Linked DNA regions of Homo sapiens: region 2 is linked to region 1. Evidence: chromatin contacts called from ENCODE POLR2A ChIA-PET data. All regions are on one chromosome and are shown on one strand. Each heading gives the region's core, a stretch centred on a gene start or an enhancer-like site at or near the end of the contact. The rest is flanking DNA. Distances are from core to core; before and after follow the strand shown. Region 1 holds the start of AGPS (alkylglycerone phosphate synthase). Region 2 overlaps LOC100130691 (Putative uncharacterized protein FLJ44553).

Region 1 (2,700 bases), core at 83-2,582:
TTAATAGCTGCAAAAGTATTTTAACATATTGACTAACCATTTCTCTGTTGCTAGACATTTGGACTGTTTTCAATGGTTTGGTATCTCTTCGTATATAAATTTCAGAAGACATTCGGACCTCCTGTAAAGGCCAGGTAATACATATTTTGGGGCTTCTGGGACCACATAAGGTCTCTGTTGCATATTCTTTTAAAAAATTTCTTGTTTTCTTTTAACAACCCTTCTCAAATACAAAAACCATTAGCATGAGGGCTGTGTAAAAACAGGCCACAGACTAGAGCTGGCCCTCCAACAGCAATTTGCTTAGCCCTTAATTGAGAGTTTTTAACCAGTCTGGGCCTCTTTGGAAGTTCACTCTAAAGGCATAATCTCAATTTTAGAAGCTGGCAACACCCAAGAGAGCAATTGTTAGTCTCTAGTCCCATGGATGTGGTGTTCTTCAGATTCCTCTGCCAATATTTTTCTTGTTAGGAAAGCATGATGTGAAAGTGGTGACAGGATGGAGAATGACAATGGCCAGTGTATGTGAGTTTTTGTCTAAGCTAATTCTTATGCAAGACACCGGCTGAAACAGGTGAGGAGCACTTTTCACGTGCTATCTTCCAGAAATGAATTCAATCTGTAAATAACTGAGATGTCTTCACAGCTCTTGGGTAATTTTTGTCTGTAGCAATAAGAAACTTTATCTCTATTAAAGTTAGGAAGGGGTTAGGATCCAGTAATGAATGAAATGAGAACTTAAGTTGCAACTCAGTTTCTGTACTTACTTGTGATCTAGCATTAAACACAGTGCCAGGCACGAAATAGGTGGTGAGAAATAAGAAAATGATAGAGCTATTTGCTCTAATGGTTAGAGGCAATGATGGTCAGCTTTGAGTTACTTTGGTGACCCCGCAGGGAGGAAGAGCACAGGTGGAACATTAGAATCTCTTTCAGGAAAAGGATGCCGCTGGATCCATCAGGTCCAGTAGCACTGCCCATTTCTCCTGCTCCAAGGCATCTGCCCTCGAAAGCCCCCAGGCCACACCCGAGGACACCACCCAGGGTTCTAGGACACCTCGAGGGCGGACGTGGTTTGGCTCTCGGTCCAGCTGGACCGGGCTGGGCCAACCGGGAGTCAGCTCGAACTCACCTGCTTGGCAGGTGCGCGCTTCCCGAGGCGTGACAAGGGAGCGCCGGCGCGGTGGGTGGGGGGCAGAGAATGTGAAGCTCCAGACGCATGGCACCCGCCGCCAAGTCGCCGCGGTGGCTGCCGGGATGCGCCGCAGCGAATGGTCGCGCCGGGCGCCGCTCTGAGTGACCTTTCACCCGCGCCCAGCGGTTCCGGGCGGCAGCACAAGGCGGTAGCCATGGCGGAGGCGGCGGCTGCAGCGGGTGGGACTGGCTTGGGCGCGGGCGCGAGCTACGGGTCTGCAGCGGACCGGGACCGGGACCCGGACCCGGACCGCGCCGGGCGGAGGCTGCGGGTTCTCTCTGGCCATCTGCTGGGCCGGCCCCGGGAGGCTCTGAGTACCAATGAGTGCAAAGCGCGGAGAGCCGCGTCGGCGGCCACGGCAGCGCCCACGGCCACTCCCGCCGCGCAGGAGTCGGGCACCATCCCAAAGAAGCGGTGAGTAGCGGTATGTGGAAGGAGTTAGCGTCGAGGGACCAGGCCGGGCCTGTGCTGCAGGAGGGCACAGGCGAGGTGGGAAGGGAAGTGACACGGGTGGGCGGAAGGCATCCCGGTCCCTGAAAGTAGGGACCCACCTCTCTTTCGAGAGAGTGGACTAGACCCTGGATTCTGTCAGGAAGGGGGCGGGATGGGATGGTGGATTTTGGTCACTATGTGAGGGTAACAGGCTTGAAGAACTCTCGTTGGAGAAGGGTTTAAAGGATTCCTTTTTCCTGAGCTTTTAGTGCCAGGAATTCATTTTTTATCTTGAATTAATACTTTTGGTGCTGAGGTCTTGGAATGGGTAGCAGAGGTTCTATTTTTCTCCGAGGAGATATAAATTTGTACTAGATGATAGATCATAGGAATCTCTCTCATTCGCGAAAGCCTGCTGTGGGGGAAACTGGTGGTGCCCTGGAAAAAGGTGCTGACTGGTTTCTGTGGGGTAAGTTCCACTTGCTTAGGATCAAGATGTATTGACTTTGAGGGAGGAAACCGATGAATGGTAAGAAGCCATAAACTGCAAACACTAGCTAGTGGTTTAAGGTGTGGTGGTATAGCTACTGAGCTCTGTGTAACCAGAAGCTAAAAGACAAGAGTCTAACCGATGAGGGATGTTTGTAAGAGATCTTGACTTTCGATGTTTTTGGAGAAATCTTTTTTTTTTTTTTTGTATTTTTAGTAGAGACAGGGTTTCACCGTGTTAGCCAGGATGGTCTCGATCTCCTCAATCTCTGATGAAGGCTATTAGGAGAAGCTACTTTCTGACGTGTGGCTTTGTCACCGTGGATAAATGGATAAACCGAGAGTGAAAAAAATAAGTAGCTAATGTTTAAAGTGTACTTTTAAGTGTGCCAAAGTGTGCTAAATCCTTTGTTTCTTCCCAAGCTATGAGGTATGTGCGGTTTTCTCCCATTTTACAGATGAATAAATTAAGTCTGCTGGAGTCTTAGCAGATATGCTGTGTGACAGGTTAGAATTTGAAAGCACATCAAATTGACTTCATGGCCAAGTTCCTAAGCTATACTTGCTTCTGATGAATTAATTCA
Region 2 (2,700 bases), core at 138-2,637, 83 kb before region 1:
TAGTTAAATTCCATTAGATAAAATTGATAACTTGGACAAAATTTGCTTTTAAGATTTCGACGAAAGGGACTCTTGTGCTACTGTAGCTCCTTAGCCCATTCTGTCATCAGAACTTGTGCTGGGCATATAGCCAGTCTCTAGAAATATTTGCTTCATGAACTGAATATGAAGATTAACTAAGATGACTGGCATGCCTTGGTGTAATGGGTCTTTGCAAAGATGAATTCTTCAAGGTGATGACAAGAGGTTTGTCTAAGATTTGAGAAGCACAGTGAGTGTGCCAATGGATTATTAATGAGCACTCACACTTTTAAGAGTAGAGAGTCAATCCACAGCAAAAACTTCAGCACTACTGAGATATAAGGGCTTCGGGCATATTACCTAACCTCAATGTCCTCATTTATAAAATGTAAATAATAATAGCAACACTGTCATATAGGGTTATTATGAGGATTAAATGAGACAATGCACATGGAGTAATTAGAAGAGTGCCTGGCAAGTAGGAATTAGGGGAATGACTATGCAGATGCATTTATGCAGATGAACATAACTCAGAAACAATAGGGTAACTCAGAAATAATAGAAGGTCCTAGACATAAAGGGGCCATGGGACCCCTACAATGTATATGAATCTTGGCTGAATCATTGTGAACTAGTTAAGGACCAGCTAAGATACCTGCCCCATTCCAGAAGCCTTGGCACTGTGTAAGATCCTGCTACTATGTGGTATGAGTTGAAAATATATCGTAAAATGATTTTTCCTAACAGCCCAGAGATATGTGGCCATGGAACAGAAATTGGGTTGAATAATAAAAAAGTCATATTTCACAACCCACTTCAGCTATTATTATTATTAGGGAACCAAATGATATATCCAAATATCAAAGGAGAGAGCGGGGATAAGGCACAAAAGGGTTGAGAAGAATCTTGCTCTAGATATATTTTACTGTTCCAGTAGCCATGCCATAATTTCTAGAGGAGCCTATGGGGAAAAATCTGATTCTGAGGAAGGTAGGGAACTCGCTTGAAACCTCTTTTGTATAACTTTTTTTTTTTTTTTTTTGAGATGGAGTCTTGCTTTGTCACCCAGACTGGAGTGCAGTGGTGCGATCTCGGCTCACTGCAACCTCTACTTCCCAGGTTCAGCTTCCTGAGTAGCTGGGATCACAGGTGTTTTCCACCATGCCCAGCTAATTTTTTTTTTTTTTTGTATTTTAGTAGAGATGGGGCTTCACCATGTTGGCCAGGCTGATCTCAAACTCCTGACCTCAGGTGATCTGCCCACCTCGGCCTCCCAAAGTGCTGGGATTACGGGCATGAGCCACTACACCCGGCCTTGTATAACATCTTATATAAGATTGAGAAAACATCAGTTGCTCCACATGAAAAAAACACAGGAAGTGGTTGTGCCTGCAAGTGAGGAGAGGTAGGGTTATGAGCTTGTTTAACCTCTTAGGAGAAACAACTTTTCCTCAAGCCTTTTAGAACAATGCCTTGTACTTAATCACACGACCTTAGATTATGTGGTAAAACTATATTTCTTTAAAAGAATTCTAATATTCACATTTTCCCACCAGTTCTAACCCTGGTCTTCTTTTCATTTATTTGAAAGCAGATCTGGCCAGACGCGGTGGCTCACACCTGTAATCTCAGCACTTTGGGAGGCTAAGGCAAGTGGAGCACGAGGTCAGGAGATCGAGACCATCCTGGCCAACATGGTGAAACCCCATCTCTACTGAAAATACAAAAATTAGCCGGGCATGGTGGCTTGTGCCTGTAATCCCAGCTACTCGAGAGACTGAGGCGAGAGAATTGCTTGAACCCGGGAGGCAGAGGTTGCAGTGAGCCAAGATCCCACCACTGCACATCAGCCTGGGCGACAGAACCAGATTCTGTCTGAGAAAAAAAAAAAAAAAGAAAGAAAGCCAACCAATTCTTGCTGTAACTTCTGAAAAAGAACACAGTGCTGTGGCAGCAATAATGATGACATTCTTCCAAGGGGCAGGATAAGAAAGAGGCAAAACAGCTGCTGGAGGTGGATTTTTGGCATTAGGGAAGTGTGAAATGTGAAAAATCGCTATCACAGAAGATCAAAGGAGTTAAGAAAAACTCACAATTTAGAGCTACCTGTTTGTATTAGTCTGTTTTTATACCGCTATAAAGATACTACCTGAGACTGGGTAATTTATAAAGAAAAGAGATTTAATTGACTCACAGTTCCACATGTCTGGGGAGGCCTCAGGAAACTTACAATCATGGTGGAAGGTGAAGGGGAAGCAGGCACCTTCTTCACAAGGCAGCAGGAGGGAGGGAGAGAGAAGCAAAGTGGGAAGAGCTCCTTATAAAACCATCAGATCTATGAGAACTCACTCATTGTCATAAGAACAGCATGGGGGAACCTCCCCCATGATCCAATCACCTCCCACCAGGTCTCTCCCTCAACACCCGGGAATTACAATTCAAGATAAGAGGCCGGGCACTCACCTGTAATCCTAGCACTTTGGGAGGCCGAGGCGGGCAGATGGCCTGAGCTCAGGAGTTTGAGACCAGCCTGGGCAACATGGTGAAACCCCATCTCTACTAAAATACAAACAACAACAACAAAAATTAGCGGGCGTGGCAGCGTGTGCCTGTAGTCCCAGGTACTCAGGAGGCTGAGGCAGGAGAAGTGCTTGAACCCTGGAAGCAGAGGTTGCAGTG

Evidence for each region. ChIA-PET counts read pairs that join two places held with the same protein, here RNA polymerase II (POLR2A).
Region 2: POLR2A ChIA-PET joins it to region 1 with 10 read pairs in CD4-positive, alpha-beta T cell. The contact joins the enhancer-like site here to the promoter of AGPS in region 1. POLR2A ChIA-PET finds 5 or more read pairs at or near these places in 4 of 52 experiments (BJ, CD4-positive, alpha-beta T cell, CD4-positive, alpha-beta memory T cell and 1 more).

The regions. Positions count from the first base shown.
Region 1 is chr2:177,391,441-177,394,140 of GRCh38, forward strand. It overlaps AGPS (alkylglycerone phosphate synthase), which reads left to right and starts at 1,333. Exons shown (of 20, transcript NM_003659.4): 1 at 1,333-1,609. The coding sequence starts at 1,350. LOC100130691 (Putative uncharacterized protein FLJ44553) reads right to left here and starts at 1,251. Exons shown (of 9, transcript NR_026966.1): 1 at 1,133-1,251. RefSeq lists a silencer at 1,333-1,552.
Region 2 is chr2:177,308,749-177,311,448 of GRCh38, forward strand. It overlaps LOC100130691 (Putative uncharacterized protein FLJ44553), which reads right to left. Exons shown (of 9, transcript NR_026966.1): 7 at 2,485-2,580; 8 at 2,216-2,287. Among named protein-coding and RNA genes, the nearest start is that of MIR6512, 3.8 kb to the right of the region's middle. Within about 2 kb of position 1,388, at least 2 of the 41 ENCODE cell types and tissues checked have a DNase peak (open chromatin) inside an H3K27ac peak, as active enhancers do; they include CD4-positive, alpha-beta T cell, where a contact is called at or near this core.